2 separate regions of the Homo sapiens genome follow, and region 2 is linked to region 1. Evidence: chromatin contacts called from ENCODE Hi-C or POLR2A ChIA-PET data. All regions are on one chromosome and are shown on one strand. The core of a region is the stretch at or near the end of the contact, and the rest is flanking DNA. Distances in the headings are between cores, read along the strand shown. Region 1 holds the start of SLC8A3 (solute carrier family 8 member A3). Region 2 overlaps TTC9 (tetratricopeptide repeat domain 9).

Region 1 (4,472 bases), core at 1,859-4,358:
ATAATAATTAATAATAATAATAATAATTATTATTATTATTAATAATAATAATTATTATTATTCCCATTTTACTGGTGAGGACACTGAGGCTCAGAATGCAGAGCTGGGCTTTGCTATTTCAGTCTACCTAGAACTCAGAGGAACCTACGCAAGTCAGCTCTGCCGACAGCGTTGGTTGAACATGCTTTGGCACCTCTTGCCTTCCTCCCCGCAGCATTGCCCTGTCACAGGTGACAAGAGGAAGACAAGGTTCCTGTCTGTTTTGTTTGGTAGTTCTAAAAAAATGACATGACCAATTCTGTTGTTGTTGCTGGTTCAGTTTTAGTGAATAGGTAATGTTCACTGAAAATATATCAATAGATATTAACAAGCAAACAAATAAAATTCTGGCACAAGCAAAACTAAGCCACAGTGACAGAAAGCAGATCAATAGTTGCCTGTGGGAAGAGCGGATGAGTATAAAGGGGCCTGAGAGGACTTCTGGGGGAGATGAAAATGTTCTATGTCTTGACTGAGGTTGTTGCTCTACATGTATGTACTTGTATAAAAACTCTTCAAACTATACACTTAAAACAGGTGAGTTTTTAGTAGTAGTAGTGATGTTTGGATACCTGTAACTTTATCTCCATTAGAAATGTCAGATATTTTAATATCATCAGTTAGTTTTTGCAGGTATCTTGAAATATTATTCATGTTCCTCACTACTGGGATAGTTTTGCAGATTCATGTTCCTCACTACTGAGATAGTCATTTAGCCTGTGCACTAGACCTTGCTTTTGATGCCTTCATAAAGCATAGATCAGAAAAAAGGTGAGTTGTTGTATGTAAATTACACCTCAATAAAGTTGATTGATACAAAGAGAAACAAAATCACCAGAAATCCCACCACCAAGAGATAACCACTACCATTTTGGGGTTTTTATGCTGCCAGGGCATTCATCCCCACCCCGCCACCCCCGCACATGCTGTGTTACACTGTGTTCTGGGGTTTTTTTTCTCTCTGTCTACGATATATTATAAAAACCTTTCCACACCAGTACACAGAATGCTGCATCTGTATTTTTACAGTGGTAGAATACAGCATTATGTCAACAAAACATGTTTACTTCACCAATTTGTTGTGTTGGAAAATTAAGATGTTTCCAATTTTTCACTCTTAAAAACACTACCATGAATATCCTTGTAACTAAATATTTGAGCATATCCTTAATGATTGCCATAGAATAAATTTCTTCCAGTAAAATTACTGGGTCACAGGCATTCACGTTTTTAAGGAATTTGATGTATCTTTCAAAATTGCCCTACCTAAAAACTCTATCAATTTAGGTGCCCATTAGCCATCTCTTTGTCTCTACTGTAGACTCTCAATGTGTAGACTCAGCATTGTGACTCTCCACGGGAGCAGACACAAGGTAAGTCCCAGTAACTGACATATCCTGAGATCCCACAACTTTAGAAGCTATTGAAACCTTTCAAAGTCAGTCCCAGCCCTAACTTTAAATGAAATTCAAGACCCATAAAGGTTCAGGGGTCTGAAAGCACTCCTACTGCTCCTACTGAGCACATCCAGGATTCTGACTCCGGACTCAGGCCAGAAACCACCACACAGCTTGCTAACGGAACACTGAGTCAAAGGACCAGCAAAGACCTCCTGCCATCTCAGGCTTAGAGATTCCCTAGTCTCTACACCCCCTTAATCTGTTTGAACCAAGCCTTGCTCCAGAGCAGCCGGGCAAAGGAGCCAGGGATCTCAGGAGTCACACACACTGTTGACGTCTCAGCACAACTCCGGTTGGTTGCATTTTATTTCAATCCTTGGCTCTGCTGCACGTGGCCTTGGGATGGTTATTTAACCTAAGGCTCAATTTCCTCAACAAAAAAATGGAGTTGGTAATTGTACCTAGCTCACAGAGTTTTAGTAGGATGGCATGAGGTAATACAATCAAATTCACTAGCACCACTCCTGGCCCTTAAAAGGTGCTGCTATTTGGTAAGTATTATTATCATTTGTTGGCCCCTCACACTTAGCCTCAGGCAGCAGAGAGGCCTGAAAGAGAACAACTTCCTGCCCTTACATTCTGACTTTTCTGCACTGGTGTCGCTACAGAAGGCCAGCCACCAGGCTCATTTTAGATCTGCCTAATGCCACCGATAAGCTGAGGGCTTGAAACCCCATTCTTAGGAGTGGCTTGCCCACCCCGCATGCCTCTAGGACCAAGCCTGACAAATATAGCAGAAATTACAGGCATCTGATTTAAGGCTACGTGTGTACACTTCGCCTGAGCCAAGCCCCAAGCCCTAGTCCCGCTGCTGCATCAAAGGACCAGCTCTCTTCCAGCCTCCAGGCCCAGAGTAAGCAGCAATTTGGGAGGCAGCCCCCTCTTATTTTTAGCTTTAGAAACCCGAAAAGCCAACATACCAGAGCTCACCCAAGCGTCTCTCACAAACTGTTGTTTGACTTGGGTTGAGAAAATGACAGGCTGGGTTCTGCACCAAGAAGAGAAGAAAAAAAGAGGGGGAAAAAAGGAGTTTTCTTTTCCCTCCGCTGCCAATCTCCATCCCCCTCAACTCCTCCCCTAGGCCTGGGTGGACCCTGCCTGGGTAATAGTTCCCTGCTATATTTAAAAACCACAGATGTGTTTGGTGGAGACTTAATTTCGGAATTGCAGGCAGCGTCTCCTGAGGACAAGGGGAAAGCCGGTGCCGCGCGCCCGCCTGCTGCCTGGAGCTCCCAACTCGGCGGAATCCAGGTCAGGACGCGCCGCCGTTTTGACGTGCTGCCGGCCGGGAGGCGCGGGCGCCAGGCTCCAACGACTAGGGTGGGTGGCCGCGGGGCAGGGGTTGGATCTGAATTCGTCCCTCGGGGGCTCTGGATGCGGGATGCGGGATGCGGGATGCGGGCTCGACTTCCTCGCTGCTGGTCGAGGAGCGTTCTGAGAGTCTCCCCTCCGCGCGCGAGGATAAATATGCGCGGCTTGTCAGTCAGTGCGGCGCTGTCTCCCAGCTGATAGGGTGACGTTCCGTTTGGAGGCTTGGAGATTGGCTTTTTGATTTGGCTTCTTCCGGCAGCTTAATGGGCAAAGCTCTCCGCTCGCCCAGAAACCAGCCTCTCCGCGCGTCCCCTCTGCGCGCGGCGAGGCCGAGACGTCTCCCGCGGTGACAGCGTGCAAGGCGGAGACCCGGCGCGCTCCCAGCCCAGGGAAAGCCCAGGCGACGCGACCGCAAGCCCGAGCCCAGGTCCCTCGGAGCCGCCAGGGCGCGCCGGGCTGCTTGCCTTCCTGCCCCTTCCTGCAGGAATCCCCCGCCGCCCGCGGCCGGGACTCCGGGCCTCTCCCGGGCGTAGATTCCAGTCACCGCTCTGGGTCGGGGTTTCCCTCTTTCTGAAATCCGTGCGGAAGGACCCCTCCCGGGGCCCCTCGCCCTGGCCCCAGACACCCTCCCTCCCAGACCCCGCGCTCCAGATGCGCTGCCCCGCAGCTCCCTGACAGCTGCGAGCCCACGAACCCCGGCGGGAGGGCGGCGGCGGCGGACTGACATGCCCCGGACGCGGCTGCGGCCGGCGGGCAGCCCGCGGGGGCGATGAGCCGCTGCGACCGGTGAGGCGCCGGGCGGCGGGGGCATCGCGTACCTTCCTCACCCCCCTCCCTTGCCCACTCCGCTCGGGAGGCCGAGAGGAAACGGTGAGTAATGGGGTGAGCCTCCTGCCCTTCCCCCTTAGCGGGCAGCCGAGACATGGGAGGTAGAGGTTGGGGGGCTTGGGATGCCCCTAAGAGGATCCCTGATTGTGAGTAACGGGGTTAAGTTATTTCTCAAGATCATTCATATGAACCGCCTTCCTGTGGATTTAGTGCCAGGAGAAGTGGGGTGAGGGTGCCCCGGAAAGTGTACATTGTGTATGCAGTGTTGGGGGGGCAGATCTGGCAGAGTGGGTGTCTACAGGAGGGTGCCGCCGGGTGGGGAGGGGCAGAGAGAGATGCCTGGGCAGGTGGGTACAGTTGGATCGTGAGCATGCTGGGTTGGTAGCGGGTGCTGTTTGGGGAGACTGACTGCTGTGTTGTGTGTGCTGGATGCATGTCGGCATATGTGTGCCACCTGGGCCAGGGCGTGTTGTGCTTCTGGTGCTGTGAGTGTCCGCCGGGTTTGGGGGCTAGCAGGGAAGCGCGTTATCCACTCGGCGCGCGCCCGCGTGCACATACGCACGCACGCGCTCACCCCAATCTCGGGACTCCACCGCCGCGGGTCGGGAGCTGCAGCCCCAGAGCACCCACCGCTGGGGCCAAGGGGGCGAGGGAGAAGGAGGGTTTCTCCAGTGCTGCACTCTCCAGCCCCTGGTGGTCTGCGTGATCCGGGACTCGGTGGAGAGAATCGAAATATATAACTAACCCTCCCCCGATCCCCCAACACACACGCGCGCGCGGACACACACACACACACACACACACACACACACACACACACAGTCAAAGCCCTGA
Region 2 (4,472 bases), core at 1,133-3,632, 480 kb before region 1:
AATTCTATACTCTATTTGAAGAGAAGAGGGGCCTGTGCTCCCTGGAACTCAAACCCTAGGCAAATGCATGGGCTGTGTGCTCCTCTTAGGTCTTATCATATATATCTGATCCCTAATTTTGCCATCTCTGTCCCTGCCTGGCCCTCCTAGCCAAGAAAACTGCTGAAATGAGAAGGTCCCAGGAGCCACCAGAGCAGGGAGGAAGTAAGAAAACAGCTATTTCCGCCTTACCTGTTGGTTGTTGGGTCCTTGCTTCTTTCAGGTAGTAGAGTGCTTTGTCATAGTCCCCAAGGTGGTAGAAGGCCACACCAGACCGGTAAAGGGCCTTGAAGTTCTCCCCTTCCTTCTTCAAGACTTTGAGGCAATATTCCTTGACTCGTTCATAGTTTACCAGCTCAGCCTGGAGCAGGCAGGCTATGGAGGAAGGGAGGGAAAATGCCATCAGCACAACAGTGGCCAGCTCTGCATGTTTCCCTTGAGTTGCTTCTCTCCAGAGGTTTAGCAGGGTTGGGGTTTTCCACTGGGGTTTACATCTTGGGATTTGTCTTCCAATAATCCTAGCCTCCCTGACCAGTTTCATCACTAAAAAGCCATGTTAACAAGGCTTGAGCAAGTCACTTAACCTTGTATTATGGGTTGAATTATGCCCACCCTTCCACCACCAAAAGATATGTTGAAGTCCTAACCTGCAGTACACAAGAATGTGACCTTATTTGGAGACAGGATCTTTACAGAGGTGATCAAGTTGAGGTCATTACAGTAGGGCCTAATCCAGTGTGACTGGTATCCTTATAAAAAGGGGAAATATGTACACAAAGACAGACACACACAGAGGAAAGACGACATGATAAAACATGGGGAGAAGAGAGCCATCCATAAGCCAAGGAATGCCTGAGGCTACCAGAACCTCACAGAGAGGCATGGAACAGATTCTTCCTCACATCTTTCAGAATAACAACCCACCAGCACCTGGATCTTGGACTCCTAGCCCCTGGAACTGTGAGATCATACATTTCTATTATCTCAAGTCACCCAGTTTGTGGGACTTTGTTGTAGGCAGCCTTAGGAATAAGCTACCAGAGGCAATCATCATCTCTTCATCATCATCTTCATCATCATCATCACCATCATGGCCAATATTTGTTGAGTGCTTACCTTGTACAGATGCTGGTCTCATTGTTTTACATGTATTACTGATATAATCCTCAGAATACTCCAATGTGGGTACTATTACTGTTTCAATTTTATAGGTGAGGAAGCTGAGGCCCAGAGAGCTGAAGAAATTTCCCAAGTCCACACAACGTGAAAGAGACAAAGATGGGATTTAAGCTGAAGCTGTCTGGCTCCAGAATCCAAGTCCTTCCTAATCTAGTTGTTGGAGGGATTATATAAAATAATGGCCATAAAGTACTTAATGTGGGCTTGGCACATAGCAAGCATGAAAAAAATGTTAGTTAACATTCTTAGAATTCTTTTTAGTCTTGTACCAGTAACATCTGCCTCTGACTTCCCTCAAGTTCCCTTTCATGTATATTTGTCTCTGCAGTTCCTGAGAGAGGGGGCTTTCTGGTAGGCTAGTGACCAGCTCATACAAGCCACATGTCTGGACATGAGAGACCTAGGTGTCCCAGGCAAGAGGAAGCTATGGCAGGCAGGTCTCATGGTGGAGAGCTTCCCCATCCCACAAACAGCCATCTTTGAGTAAACCATGTCCCTTTGAGCTTTCCCTTACCAGCCCTGAGCCACAGGGAGCCACAGGGCTGGGACTAGAGTGATGACACGCCTGGAGGATGACTAAATGGCCTTGAAGAATGATTGAAATTTCGTGCCCTAGGCACCTCCCTCTAATCCCAACCCTGCTGAGCCACCTCGCCTCCATTTAACCACTCAAATATCTAGTAGGCATTGACCAACGGCAAAGTATGTTGCATACTTCGGAGGGAGTACAAAAAAAGAGACAGGAAAAAGGCACCTGTCTGCTTCTTCAAAGCAAATAAAAACAGAGACTTAGGAGGCAAAACTGGTGCTTCTGTTCACAACCCGGCTGGGTGGCTGGGGGAGAATGCTGATGCTCTGTTCCTTCTTTGTGCCCAGACTTTTCCACACTGACAGAAGACACCTCAGGATAGAGACAAGTCACTGATTTCAATCTTCAGGGGTCTAACGTCAGTCATTCTGACCCCTTAAATAACTTCCCAGGTATCAGAATTGCTGAGATTTTTTAAGAGACCAGATTTTTTTTGAGCATTTAGGACCAAAAAACTCCATTCTTTCACAGAATGAGGAGAAATACACAGACTGTCAAGATGAAGGTATGAGAACCAGGAAGTGAAAGAGAATCAGCCCAGATCTAGAAACTGACCTGTCAGGTTTCACTGGCTGCAGGGCAGAAAGCCAAGTCAACAGAAGCAACAGGCTGCTAACCCCCGAGGGCAGCTCTTGTTCACCCAGGACTACAATCTTCTGGTGCACCAGGGGGTCCTTCTGATAAGCTGATGCTACAAGCCCCCCTCCCCTCTCCTCCCTCTCTCTCCATGGTGGGATCTTAGGCCCTTCTGTCCCCTTCCTCACCTGCATGTTGTCGGAGCCTGTGCTGGTGCTTATACAGCTGTACAGAGAGAGAGAGGGGTTTCTGTAAAAAGGTTCCTGGATGTGAACCTCACTGACTGCTACCTGTGTGTGACTTGGCTCCAGCACCTGCTCCCAGAGCTAAAAGCTGTCCTGTCCACAGCTTCCACGCTCCCTGCCTGAAGTCCTCTCTGACCGGGCCTAGCAGCCCTCTTCCCGTCCAGCCCTCCCTCTTTGAACAGACACTTCTGTTTGCTGACCCTGGCAGTCTAGGAAAAGGACCATTTAACAAATAAAAATAAAAATAAAATAAAATAACAGTTTTTGAATGCATAAAATGGTGGTGACAGGGGCAGGGGAAGCAAAGAGGCCTGGAAATGGGGAAGCCTCCCCCTTCCCACAAAGGGTTAAAGGAACCACAGCAATCAATTTCTGGCACTTATTTGGTAAAAATATTTCTAGTTCCCCTGCAGATCCGGTGGGAACTGGCATACCTGGCTGTGGACCAGGGTTCAGACTTTGGGGGAGGCAAGGGAGGCAGGGCTAGGCTGGTTATAGGGTGTGGAGCCTCAGCTGACACCACAGACAGGGCCCAGAAAGATGGAGAAATAGCTGGGCCAAGAGGTAGAATCTGGATAAGAAGTTGGGGTGCTAGGCCAGGACTCTTTTTTTTTTTTTTTTTAAATGGAGTCACGCTCTATTGCCTAGGCTGGAGTGCAGTGGTGCGATCTCGGCTCACTGCAACCTCTGCCTCCTGGGTTCAAGCAATTCTCCCGTCTCAGCCTCCCAAGTAGCTGGGACTACTACAGATGCCCGCCACCATGCCTAGCTAATTTTTGTAGTTTTAATAGAGACGGGGTTTCACCATATTGGTCAGGCTGGTCTCGAACTCCTGACCTCTGGTGATCTGCCTGCCTCAGCCTCCCAAAGTGCTGGGATTACAGGAGTGAGCCACTACACCCGGCCCAGGCCAGGACTCTTAAGGGAATCCAGGGGTGGAGGGGGTGACAGCCAGGCTGGAGGCTGGCCTCAGCGCTACCTGCAGGTGATTTTTAGGCACCTCTCTGCTTTGGGTGGGTGGCTACTGGTACATCTAGTAAGCCCATGGGATAGGTAAGATGGGATGACAGCAGGCACGTGTGAGGGCTGAGGAAGTTAAGACGACGTGGACTGGCTGCCTCCTGATTGCTCCTTCCCCATCCCTGTAGCCATTAGCCAGGACCTGGGGTTGCAGTGGACCTCAGGATAAGTGGCATCGCCCCACAGTGTGTCCTCCTCATGGTTATTAATCCCTTCTCTGGTGTCAGAGGTGCTAAATACTTCACATACACTATGTCTTTTAATCCTCACATCAACTCCATGAAACAGGTTCTATTTTTATCCTTCTTTTATAGATGATGAAACTGAGTTCCAGAGAAATGAAGTAACTTGCTGAAGGTCACCCAGCTGGAAGGGGGTAGAATTAGGATATCAGCCCACTTCTGTCAGGCTTCCAAGACTGTGCACTTGACCTCTGGGGTGTCTGTGGGGATGCATTTGAAGCCATCGGAAACCCACACAGCCCCTGGGGAGAAAGAGAGGTCATCTGTGGAAACTCCCTTCTGCTGTGTTCCAAAGCTAACAAGCAAAAATTGATGCCTAACTGCTGGGCACTGGGCGGGGCAGTGGGATCAGCTGATGAGCTGACACCCGCCCCCCCACCCACCTGGGGCTAACAGATGGGCAGGGAGGGCAGAGGTCATGTTATCTCAAATATTCACATGTGGGCTAACTGCTATGAAGGACAAAGGTAGAGAAGGAGCATACCCAGGCAGGAGGGGCCTTACCTTGATCTAAAGTATAATGGGAGGCCTTCTTGGAAGAAGTAGCATTATAGCTGGGATCTAAAGATTGGGTATTTCTCA

Evidence for each region. A loop is a pair of places that touch in the nucleus more often than their neighbours do. ChIA-PET counts read pairs that join two places held with the same protein, here RNA polymerase II (POLR2A). Pooled maps may share reads with other maps.
Region 2: a loop to region 1 is called in a map with no recorded cell type, with 6 times the contacts of the local background. The contact joins the enhancer-like site here to the promoter of SLC8A3 in region 1. A Hi-C loop is called at or near these places in 12 of 37 single-sample maps with no recorded cell type and 3 of 50 pooled maps. POLR2A ChIA-PET finds 5 or more read pairs at or near these places in 2 of 52 experiments (WTC11 and activated CD4-positive, alpha-beta memory T cell).

The regions. Positions count from the first base shown.
Region 1 is chr14:70,187,587-70,192,058 of GRCh38, reverse strand. SLC8A3 (solute carrier family 8 member A3) reads left to right here and starts at 3,108. Exons shown (of 7, transcript NM_182932.3): 1 at 3,108-3,680. It also overlaps the pseudogene LOC646548. RefSeq lists silencers at 3,134-3,463, 3,534-3,673.
Region 2 is chr14:70,663,506-70,667,977 of GRCh38, reverse strand. TTC9 (tetratricopeptide repeat domain 9) reads right to left here. Exons shown (of 3, transcript NM_015351.2): 2 at 232-414. Among named protein-coding and RNA genes, the nearest start is that of TTC9, 24 kb to the right of the region's middle. RefSeq lists enhancers at 594-1,094, 1,095-1,595, 2,093-2,252. Within about 2 kb of position 2,382, at least 19 of the 41 ENCODE cell types and tissues checked have a DNase peak (open chromatin) inside an H3K27ac peak, as active enhancers do.